Linked DNA regions of Homo sapiens: all the other regions are linked to region 2. The links are chromatin loops, found by intact Hi-C in ENCODE. Cell type or tissue: endothelial cell of umbilical vein. All regions are shown on one strand.

The links. Peaks named below come from ENCODE experiments on the same cell type or tissue, not always from the same donor. Only the 100,000 strongest peaks of a DNase experiment are listed, where the experiment ranks them.
Region 1: a loop joins it to region 2, with 15 times the contacts of the local background. A loop is called at or near these places in 6 of 110 quality-filtered maps.
Region 3: it touches region 2 in a loop (21-fold over the local background); 51 of 110 quality-filtered maps call a loop at or near these places.

The regions. Positions count from the first base shown.
Region 1 is chr13:45,923,028-45,927,027 of GRCh38, reverse strand. No RefSeq gene overlaps it. Among named protein-coding and RNA genes, the nearest start is that of SIAH3, 73 kb to the right of the region's middle. RefSeq lists enhancers at 2,653-2,702, 2,712-3,219, 3,220-3,728. In endothelial cell of umbilical vein, a CTCF peak has its summit at 1,674; no DNase peak of the experiment used is centred here.
Region 2 is chr13:46,124,544-46,128,543 of GRCh38, reverse strand. It overlaps LCP1 (lymphocyte cytosolic protein 1), which reads left to right. Exons shown (of 16, transcript NM_002298.5): 16 at 821-2,621. The coding sequence ends at 953. Among named protein-coding and RNA genes, the nearest start is that of CPB2, 22 kb to the right of the region's middle. RefSeq lists an enhancer at 2,984-3,093. In endothelial cell of umbilical vein, a CTCF peak has its summit at 1,769; DNase peaks (open chromatin) are centred at 1,793 and 2,813; H3K27ac peaks cover 1,738 bases.
Region 3 is chr13:45,805,228-45,809,227 of GRCh38, reverse strand. All of the region lies in intron 1 of SIAH3 (siah E3 ubiquitin protein ligase family member 3), which reads left to right. Among named protein-coding and RNA genes, the nearest start is that of SIAH3, 45 kb to the left of the region's middle. In endothelial cell of umbilical vein, a CTCF peak has its summit at 1,545 (motif pointing left); a DNase peak (open chromatin) is centred at 1,497; H3K27me3 peaks cover 229 bases.

The DNA of each region.
Region 1 (4,000 bases), 200 kb after region 2:
TTACAGTTTACTTTCATACACATTTCTTGCGTCATCTGCTTGATTTAGCTACCACCAGTGGGCCAATTTCTGCTGGCTGCGTGTTTTTGTTATTGGAACACACCCAACTCTATTCTTTGATGCATTGTCTGTGGTGGCTTTCCCTAATAGGGCATAGTTGAGTAGTTGCTACAAAGACTGTTATGGCCTGCAAAGCTTAGAATATTTACTATCTGGCCCCTTGCAGAAAAAGTCTGCTGGCATCCTCTAAACAACCCCATGAGGCAAATGCAATTGTTTTCATTATTTCCATGTTATAGGTGGAAAATAAATGGATGAAACCAAGCGGCTCAGAGACCCTAAATGTTTTCTTAAGGACGCAGAACTGGTCAGTAGAGCCAAACTGAAAGCCAAATTCTTTTCTGTCCATGGAAGAATTTATATTGAAGAGACAGAAACATAGGGAGGGGCCCCAGAGGGTGGTTCTTTGAGAATGCCTTTTAGAACCAGTAAACTTGTCTTGGAGAAAATAACAGAAGCAAGTCTCTGATTTTCACTTTACTTTACTTATTTATCATTATTATTATTTTTAGAGACAGGCCTCTGCTGCCCAGGTTGGAACGCAGTGGTATAATAATGGTTCATGGCTCACTATAGGCTCCACCTCCCAAGCTCAAAAGATCCCCCATCCTCAGCCTCCTGAGTAGCTGCAATTACAGGTGCACAGGTGCACACCACCACATCTGGCTAATTAACAAAATTTTTTTTGTAGAGATGAGGTCTGGTTATGTTGCCCAGGCTGGTCTCAAACTCCTGGCCTCAAGTGATGCTCTCGTCTCCCAAAGTGCTGGGATTACAGGCATGAGCCACTGTGCCTGGCTGGTTCCTGCTTTTTAAAACATGGTGGATGGCCAGCACTTAGCCCCTGGATGGAGGGAATCAGCCCTGAACACATGGCTGAAGGGTTTTAAATGCTAATCAAAAGGATCTATAATATCCAGAGTTGATATTTTATTTACTTTCTCTCCTCTAATTCCAAAAGCAAACACTCAGACAACCCCTAGGTACGCAAGAAATAAATGTGAAACAGATGCGTAAGGGAGCCGTGAGCTCCCAGGTGAAGCCAAGGAAGCAAACTTCTAAGAGGCAGCAGCTGTTCTCATATAAGATCATCTCCCCTCTCCTGCCCAGCCCCTTACCACACACACAGAATGGGATTAGCAAAGGCACCGTAGGCACGACTGTCATTTCCTCACACTGTCTAGGACCAGATATGCTTCTCATGGGCTGCTCAGGTGTCCATTCATGTTTATAATACAGACACATGGAGGCTTTTGCTTCTCATAAGAACTCTGGCCAGGTGTGGTGGCCCACACCTGTAATCCCAACACTTCGGGAGGCCAAGACAAGAGGATGGCTTGAGCCCAGGAGTTCAAAACCAACCAGGGCAACATAGTGAGACCCCAGCTCTACAAAAAAATAAGAAAATTAGCCAGGCATGGTGGTGCATGCCTGTGGTCCCAGACACTTTGGAGGCTGAGGTGGGAGGATCGCTTGAACACAGGAGGTTGAGGGTAGAGTGAGCCATAACCATGCCACTGCACTCCAGGCTCTAAATAAATAAATACATACATAAATGGAACTCGTCATTTACTAACAATATTTAGTAGCAGCCAGACATCACCTCCTGGTGGCTTTATCTGGGACAGTCTCACTTTTCCTACTTGCCCTGGGGAGTTTAGAATGGTGAAGAGCCAGAGAGCCCACAGGAGACTTTGCTCTATCTTGGAAATCCAGAGCCTGTGGAGCCCTGAGCAGGCAAGTTCAACATTGTATAGACTGAGAGGCCCCTGGGGACAGGGGGTGAGGCAGGGGCCGGGTAGCCCTCAGTCCTGAGGCAAGAATTTGAAGCAGGAGAGGCTTGGAAGAGAAAAAGAAGGCAAGGCTTAGATGAGAAGGTGAGGCCAACAAGGAAGGCAGAAGACTGACAGTGAAAGTCAGCTGTCAGGGTGGTGAGAGGCAGCAGCACTAGCAGCAGAGCCGCAGCATCACACAACTCCAGGGGCCAGGTGCATAGTTGCATCTGTAAATGGCTCCTCCTAGTTGTGCAGTGCACAGCCTGTGCATCCATACATGACAGCTCTGAGAAACACCAATGCTCAAAAACTTTTAGAAATGGATTTTGTAAACATAAGGTTGAATCAAGGGTAATAAGTGTATGTGTATATATATATATATATATATATATATATGCGTGGGCCTTTGTGTCAAGAGGAATGAAAGAAGCAGAATAAACATAAAATAAAATGAGCATCTCCAGGCTTTTTGTGCTGAACTGCATTATTAATGATCAAGGCCTTGCCTGGGAGACAGCAATCTAATAGAGGGTTTAAGAAAATATTTGCGTGAGCAGGTCAAAAGTGTGGAATGAGAAAGAGACCCATTTGAGACCCAGGTTTCTCCCTGGCACCTATGGTTCTTTTCCCCTCTCAACAAGTACCTGGAGACAGGCCTGTATTTTCCCAGCCAGCCTCACTCTTTACCTCCACATCAATATTTTCCATCAAATTGCAACCAATACCCTTAAAAACAAGATGTTATCAGCTGTAGCCGATTTCATTTTTTAAGTTTTTCAACTTAGAAAACAATGGGACACCAGGTTTGCTGGGAGACACAGTGGAGAGAGGTTCTCAAACTTCAGTGTGCTCAGAGTCCCCTGGAGGGTTTGGGGACACATTGATGGCTGGGCCGCACCCCAAAGCTTCAGTTTCTGTAAGTCTGGGGGCGGGGCCCAGGAATTTGCATTTCTAAAAATTTCCTAGGTCATGCTGATACTGTTGGTCCCGGGACCACACTCTGAGAACTACTGAATGATAGAATAGTAAGTTTAACAGCAGAGAATTTGGAGTCAGCCTGCCAGAGTGTAAAGCCTGGTCCCACCTCTGCTATCCCTGTGGCTTGGAGCAAGTTACTCAAACTCCACACCCTTTTCATCATCTATAAAATGGTGATTTTACTGAGACTAAATTAGTTAATGAAACTCACAGAGCACAATCCATAGTATGTAGTAAGTAACACATTCCTTTCTCCCCTCCTCATTGAAAGATGGGGAAGGATGAAGAGGGTGAACAGGGAGCAGCGAAACAAGTGGAGGGGAAAGTGGGCAGACAGGCAGGGCCAGGCGGTGGCCGGGGACCCCTCAGGCTTGTGTCTGCATGGGGGGCTGTGGGCTGCCCTGGCTGTCACCCCACGGCCCACTCGCAAACTGCCCACTGGCAGTTGAGTGTCTGCATTCCCACCGCCTGGGAGAATATGAAGAAAATGGAGGTGGTGGGCAATGGCACGTTTTATCTGCTAGGCGCTGCCACATGTGCTATCTCATTTGGTCCTCTCAACAGTCCTGTGAGTTAGACCTTATGGATGATGAAACCAGAGCTTCTGAAGGTCGAGTGGCTTAGCTTATGGTCAGGAAGCGAAGGTACCTGTGGCTCCAATGCAGCAGCTCCAACCAGGCACCTTACCAGCATGGCTGGCCAGCACCTCAGCTAGATTCCCTTTCCCTTTCATTTTCTTCTAGAGGCTGGTGTTAGACTCAATGGTCAGTGCTATTCCTGGGAAAGGGGCCCGGGCAGAGGATAGCTGAAGGAGTCCCTCTCCATCAGAGACAGTCTTAGGACTTGGCAAGCTAGCTGCTGCTCCAGCATTTCAAAAAAAGGCTAAGAGAACAAGTACAGGGTGGTCTCCTGTCTCTGTGCTTGATCTGCAACTTGCTTTTTTGTTTTTGTTTTTGTTTTTGAGATGAAGTCTCATTCTGTCACCCAGACTGGAGTGCAGTGGTGCGATCTCGGCTCATTGCAACCTCCTCCTCCTGGGTTCAACTGATTCTCAAGTGATTCTCCTGCCTCAGTCTCCCGAGTAGCTGGGATTACAGGTGCGCACTGCCATACCTGGCTAATTTTTGTATTTTTTTTTAGTAGAGACGGGGTTTCTCCATGTTGGCCAGACTGGTCTTGAACTCCTG
Region 2 (4,000 bases):
TCACTGCAGCCTCCGCCTCCCGGGTTCAAGCGATTCTCCTGCCTCAGCCTCCTGAGTAGCTGGGACTACAGGCGCACGCCACCACGCCTGGCTAATTTTTTGTATTTTTAGTAGAGATGGGGTTTCACCATGTTGGCCAGGATGGTCTCGATCTCCTGACCTTGTGATCCACCCGCCTCGGCCACCCGAAGTGTTGGGATTACAGGCGTGAGCCACCGCGCCTGGCCAAGGTCAGGATATTATACATTTTTCCTCTTTTGTTCCTTGTCAAAATGTTACTGTAGTTGAAATGTAGTCTGCAAACTTTTCCTAGCACACATGTTTATTCAGTTCTGTGACTCTTTCTGCTATGCTGCTATGTAGCCCAAGAGAATACTCCTGGTGTGAGTATCAAAAGTGGCAGCACGTGCTGTAGTGGCTCACACCTGTAATCCCAGTGCTTTGGGAGGCTGAGGCAAGAGCTTCTCTTGAGGCCAGGAGTTCAAGCCCAGCCTGGGCAACATAGTGAGACCCCTGTCTCTACAAAAAAAAAAAAAAAAACTTAACTTAAAAAAAAGGCAGGAGCTGAAGAGGTCTCCAAGGACAAATAATACACTTGATAATGATCACGAGACTAGCCAGCAAGTCTGATGCTTTGTCAGAATCTTTGGTTGAGCCAAAATTTGTCCACAAAAGTGTGAGGATGCTGGTGACTGACTCCAGCCACTGCAGGAGTGAGTTCTGTCCTGACTATGGAACGACTGTGACTGTGACCCTCCAGGGTCCCATTCGTGTTGTGTTTCTCAGGCTCTCCTTATTTTTCCTCTTTTCTCCCTTTTAGATATGCCATCTCTATGGCCCGAAAAATTGGAGCAAGAGTGTATGCCCTGCCAGAAGACCTGGTTGAAGTGAACCCCAAAATGGTCATGACCGTGTTTGCCTGCCTCATGGGGAAAGGAATGAAGAGGGTGTGAGGCCCAATGGGGCTGGGTGGGAGGCGGTGCACTCACTCCTGACTGCCCGGCACAGATGCTCCAGGGATGATTCAAGCCATTCCAAAGTTCAACTTGGTGACACTCTATAAGATTCCAAAAAGCACATATTAGTGCAGCCAAGTAGCCTCTCCTGTATTTAACAAAAAGTGCTTCATTCTTTGCAGGAGGCCCAACCTCCTATATATAGGTTTCTATTCTTGATTTATTTGCTTCTTCGAAAATCTAGAGGAAAAGAAAGAAGTTATTTTCCAGGTACCCTTCTCGCTTTTGCCATTAGCCAAGGATAGAAGCTGCAGTGGTATTAATTTTGATATAATCTTTCAAACCAGCTTCATGTGGCTTCCCTTTTCTTTGTTCAAGATGAGGGCCAGGAGGGGAAACATCACACCTGCCCTAAACCCTGTTCCTGGAGGTCAGCATTTGATCTGTTGCAAGCCCCTCTTTCTGTCCCCTCTTCCTACCCTGCCTCCCTTGACTTTGCTCCTCACACTTTTGGAACCATGCCTTCCGGGGGGGCCCATCTCTTCTGGCCGTCCTTGTCTCTGGGCCACTTGGAGTGTGTGATAAATCAGTCAAGCTGTTGAAGTCTCAGGAGTCTCTGGTAGCCTGCAGAAGTAAGCCTCATCATCAGAGCCTTTCCTCAAAACTGGAGTCCCAAATGTCATCAGGTTTTGTTTTTTTTCAGCCACTAAGAACCCCTCTGCTTTTAACTCTAGAATTTGGGCTTGGACCAGATCTAACATCTTGAATACTCTGCCCTCTAGAGCCTTCAGCCTTAATGGAAGGTTGGATCCAAGGAGGGTGTAATGGAGCATCAAGCCACTCGGCGGCAGCATGGAGCTATAACTAAGCATCCTTTAGGGTTCTGCCTCTCCAGGCATTTAGCCCTCACATTAGATCTAGTTACTGTGGTATGGCTAATACCTGTCAACATTTGGAGGCAATCCTACCTTGCTTTTGCTTCTAGAGCTTAGCATATCTGATTGTTGTCAGGCCATATTATCAATGTTTACTTTTTTGGTACTATAAAAGCTTTCTGCCACCCCTAAACTCCAGGGGGGACAATATGTGCCAATCAATAGCACCCCTACTCACATACACACACACCTAGCCAGCTGTCAAGGGCAGAATGAATCTATGCTGGATAAGAAATGGTGGAACTGCGTTATGAAGAGCTAATTTACTGGACAAAGAATTCCAAAGCAAAACCAGAACAGTATGAATTTGAGCAGGTCTCATAGGTTGAGCAATTTCCCCCTAAACCAACTGAAGGCTAAAAAGCAACAGGCCATTGTGAACCAATGCAAGACGCCCTCTATCATGGTGAAAAGCTCCATCAATGAGGTATCTTCTTTAGTGGTGGTATGTAATGGAACTTAGCCATTTTTCAAAGCAATTGAAATGCATTGCTCTGGATCTGTTCCTTGGCAGTGGACTCAGAAAGCCAACATGTGGCTCCTCCCAGCCCATAACCAGTATTTTTGCTGCTTCTGAATACAAATTGGTTGGTTTTGACTTCAGATTGAACTTACTGTAGCCTCAGATGATTTCCCCCCTCCGCCTCCAGGAAGAAAGAATGTTACTGCCTTAATAAAAAATGAAAAGAGAATGATGCTCAAAATCTTTCCAAATAAAATGTTCCCTATATTAGGTGTCTCTGGATGTTTCATTTTGAAAGTTTGCTGACAGTGTGCTATAAATCGTTCATTCATTCATTCCTCCAACACGTTCGAGTGCCTAGTATGTGCAAGGCACAGTGCAAGGTTTTAGGAATGTGCCTATGAACTAAACAGGCACTGTGCTCAGCTGATGCCTGTCTTAGGAAAGACGGAAGTTAAACAATTAAAATAACAGATGTGACGAGTGATAAAAAGAAGGGCAGGGTGAGACATGAGTTTATGACAGGAAACAGTCTGAGGAGAAATAGTTTAGCTAAAAACTGAAGAATAAATTTCCGTTAGGCAAAGCAGGGAATAAAATTAAAGCTGAGAGCCAAACTCAGAAATACACTGAACTTGTAGGAGTGAAGAGGTGTGATACCTTTCCTCACCTATCATAAGAGTCACGGCCAATACTATGACAAAAGATGGGTAACAAGAGAAAAGGGTAACATATTTCTTTCATCAAAGTTTTACATGACATGGGAGCTTTTAGAAATGAAAACCCAAAGATCCAAGGAAAACTGTTCATTTTTATGCTTAGATTTAATGCAGAATGAACGGCCAGGCAGAAATGTGATTGGGCAAAAGGCTGTGATCTAAGGCTAATAAATGGAAGGGGAAGCCCAGCAAGGCCTGTGTGTTCCGATTCTTCTTGGCTGCAGTCTGTAGCATTTTTTCCTCCAGGGATCAGGGCAGGACCCCCCTGGAATGAGGGTCTTATTACCTACTATCAGGCAAGGTAGGTCAGAGAATTTCTTTACCGTCACTGTCTACACAGAAAGGCAGGGGAAGGTTAGAGTAATTTTTCTAGGGTTTTATGGCTTGCTTTGGGGGAAAGGGGTTCTAGTTTCTATGACCCTCCTTGAGAAAGAGGAATTCTGCTTTCTGCGAGTTGCTTCAGGGGAGAAAGAAGAGGAGGAGACAGGAGGGCAGGAGAAGATCGGAGAGGGAGACCTTGTTTCTGAGGTTTCCTTGGAGGCTTTCCAGTCTCCTTTAGTTCAAAGTACTCTGCACACCAAAGTGCCACACTTTGGGGTTTCATTTTTTTCTGAGCCCCAACAAACCCGATCATAAACCAAAGTCAGACTTGGGGATTGGTGCAAAACAATGTCCAGACTGATTCGAGGAGGAATCTTTGGGGTGAGCAGCGCCCGAGATCTCCTCTCCAGCTTGGCGGGGCCTTACTTGGGAAGAAGTGGGGGTGCACTGCGGGGATGCAGAGGAGTTCTGCTGCAGCCAACTTCCTCAGTTAGGCTGCTGTGACAGAGAAGCTGGCCGTCGATTTGGCATGATCACGCTTTGACCTGCAGAGGAGCCACCCACCCACACAGCAGATGGGAAGCTGGGCTTTTGTGCCTAAGCTGT
Region 3 (4,000 bases), 320 kb after region 2:
CGGAGCCCCCAACACACGCATTCTCCCCACCTTAAGTCCTAGAGGCTTAGGCAATTACCTTGAGGCAGCAGTCACTGAAAGTTCAGAGGTTATGCAGCGCAGCCTCAGGATTTATGTCCACTTCAGGAGTCATTGACCCACATCAACTTCTTTTATGAGTCAGGACCAGGCAGGGATCATCAATATTGTTACAATAGGGTTGGAAGCCCACTCATTCACTGTGTGGGATGTACTGCCGAAGGCGAAAATGGAGGCCTCAGAGCCTCCTTGTTTAGCTTTTAGGTTTACTTTGCCTTATCAGATGCGAAATGGGTACAAGTCTTAAACATATTCATAATTTGAGATGTGCAATAGATATAACATTCTTTTCTCTATAACTGAATTTAATATATATTCTGGTTCCCATTCCATCAAGAATGGAAACCTAATTTTAACCAGGATGGAGATTCCCTACTGTGCCCAGTGTTGAGTCCAAGTTTTGGGGGGCCTATGAAGTAATGTTCTGGTAGATAAAAGTATGCACGTACATATGGACATAAGTTTATTATAAATTTTACTGATATAAAGTATGTGTAATACAATTTACAAATAATAACAAAATATACAATATTCTTTATTTTAAATTTCATATAACTACACAGAATGTATTTATTGGTTTTGTTGAACTCTTGTATCTGTAGCCAACCTACAGTTACAATTCAGCCGTTGTTTAACAAAATTAGACTATGTTGGCTATCTAGTTCATAGAAAAAGTCACCATGTCATTGATGAATGTGTGTGACTTAAATATGAATGTTGGTTGATGTTTTCTTTTATGTTAACAGATAAAAGTGAAACAACAAAGATAAATGTCAGATTATCACTCACTGCTCAGTGACGTGAACTATTTATTTGCTGAGTTGGATAATAGTCTTAGGATACTAAAAGACTATTTCTGTAATTTTTTGTGCTGTTTAACACAAAGTAACACCTATATACCAGGACACTTTTAGGTATAGTTTGCCCTTATTAACATTTTCTTCATCACTTTCTTCAGTCTACTCTAGAAAATCAACAAAACAGAAAATCAAGCCCTGATTTATAGCATTTGCCAGTTTCCATGGTGTAAATATTCCCACCATGACTAATTTTAAGCTACCAACACAACATCACCGCACATGAAGTTGGGAAGAGGTTTTTAGTATTTCTACCATATAGATACAGATACAAATACAGATTTACAGATATGTAAGCAACCTCAAGAACACATTTAATAGCAAAATATAATAAAATATTTAGGAAGTAATGAGCTTTGAGTATTTACTACCTGGGTTGTTAATATAAGTTATTTAATTCTGTTTGTTTAATTTTAACAATGGCTGTGTTTAACAATCAGCTCACAAAATTTCTAAAACTTCAACAATTAGCTCTTGTGAGCTAATACACTACTGGGCATATGCAATGTCAATGATTCGATTTGGAGGGCATTCTTTCTAGCTGTTGTCATCCATCCATATTGACACCACTGAGAGTCCTTGCTGCCATCTGGTGTCCAGTCATTGGTCACAGCAAATTGCTGCTGTGTCCTGACTTTTTTACACTGAGTCTTCTCTAGGTCCCTAAGTTCTCTCTTGCTTCTATGCCTCTCTAGACGAATGGGGAATACAGATTTAAAAACTCAGTAGGAGTAGGGGATTTTTTTTTCTCTAATAATATACAATGCTAAACTTCCTGCTCTACTAAATCTAATAAATAGAACTATAAGTATTTGGTTCTCTGTGCTGTTCTAACAATCTGCTTTGTTTTCTCATGCACTTGAATCACCATGTTTTAATACTGTAGCTTTATTCTATGTTTTACAATTTTATTGAATAGTCTCCTTCATAACTATTTATTTTTCAGCAATCTGACTATAATTGCACATTTATTTTTTCATATAAACTTTTTAAATCACTTGAGTTTTTTTTTTTTAGTATTCTGGTGTATTTATTACAATCTTGTTAATTTTAGGGAATGTCAACATATTTATAACAGTGAATCATCGTATTGAATAGATGATACTTTTATTTATTCAATTCTTTCTTAGAGTTCTTCTGTAGCATTTTACGTTTTTTTCTTATAGCCTGTGACTGTTTCCTATAAAATTTATTCCAAGGTATTATTTTTAATATGAACAGCTACTTCTTATTTGAAAGTGTGAAAATTATTGATTTGTATTTACTAAATTTGTGCTTTACTGAATTCTTCAAATTTTATGATTTTTTCCAGTTGGTTCTCTCATTTCCAAACTTTTATACCTTTTATTTCTTTTTCCCATCAAATTGCATTGGCTACTTCCTGTGGAATGTTAAATAACAGTAATATAGTGAACATTCATGGTTTGTTTCTGATTTCAGTGATGCTTCCAGAGTGTACCCACTAAAAATGTCAGTCTACTTGTTAAGGAAGTTTCTGTCTTTTACTATTAGTGTAACAGTTTTATTGAAATAAAATTCACATACCTTTAAATTTTTATTTATTTTCTTCAGCTTTTAAGTTTAGGGGGTAAATGTGCAGGTTTGTTACATGGGTAAATGACGTGTCACTAAGGCTTGGTATATGAATAATCCTGTCATCCAGGTAGTGAGCATAGCACGCAATAGATACTTTTTCAACCATTGTCTTCCTTCCACCCTCCCCACTCTCATAGTCCCCAATGTCTATTGGTGCCATCTTTATATGCGTGTGTACTCAATGTTTAGCTCCCTGTTGTAAGTGAGAACATGTGGTATTTGGTTTTCTGTTCCTGCATTACTTCGCTTAATATCATGGCCTCTAGCTCCATCCATGTTGCTGCAAAGGATATAATTCGATTCACTTTTATGGCTGTGTAGTATTCCATGGTGTATATGTACCACATTTTCTTTATCCAGTCCACCATTGATGGGGACCTGGGTTGATTCCATGTCTTTGCTATTGTGAGGAGTGCTGTGATGAAAATATGAGTGTGTTTATCTTTTTGGTAGAACAATGTCTTTTCCTTTGCATATATACTCCATAATGGAATTGCTGGGTCAAATGGTAGTTCTGTTTTAAATTATTTGAGAAATCTCCAAACTGCTTTCCACAGTGGCTGAACTAATTTACATTTCCACCAACAGTATATAAATGTTCCCTTTTCTTCACAACCTCATCAACATGTTATTTTTTGTCTTTTTAATAGCCATTCTGATGGGGACAAAATGGCATCTCATTGTGGTTTTGATTTGCATTTCTCTGATGATTAATGATGTTGAGGATTATTTCATATATTTGTATGTCACATGTATGTCTTCTTTTGAGAAGTGTCTGTCATGTCCTTTGCCCATTTTTAATGGGGTTATTTGGTTTTGCTTGTTGAATTAGGTTTCTTATAGATTCTGGACATTAGACTGTTGTCAGATGCATAGTTTGCAAATATTTTCTACCATTCTATAAATTGTCTGTTTAGCCTGTTAATAGTTTCTTTTGCTGTGCAGAAGCTCTTTAGTTTAATTAGGTCCTACTTGTCAATTTCTGTCTTTGTTGCAATTGCTTTTAGGGACTTAGTTATAAATTCTTTGCCAAGGCCACTGTCCAGAATGGTATATCCTAGTTTTCTTCTAAGATTTTTATAGTTTGAGGTCTTACATTTCAGTTTTTAATCCATCTTGAGTTAATTTTTATATATGGCGAAAGGTAGAGGTCCATTTTCATTCTTCTGCATATAGCTGGCTAATTATCCCAGCACAATTTATTGAATAGGGAGTCCTTTTCCCATTGCTTGTTATTGTCAACTTTATCAAAGATCAGATTATTGTAATTGTGCAGCTTTATTTTTGGGTTCTCTATCCTGTTCCATTGGTCTATGGTCTGTTTTTATACCAGTATCGTGCTGTTTTGGTTACTGTAGCTTTGTAGTATAGTTTGAAGTCAGGTAGTGTGATGCCTCCAACTTTCTTCTTTTTGCTTCATATTGCTTTGGCTATTCGCACTCTTTTTTGGTTCCATATAAATTTTAGAA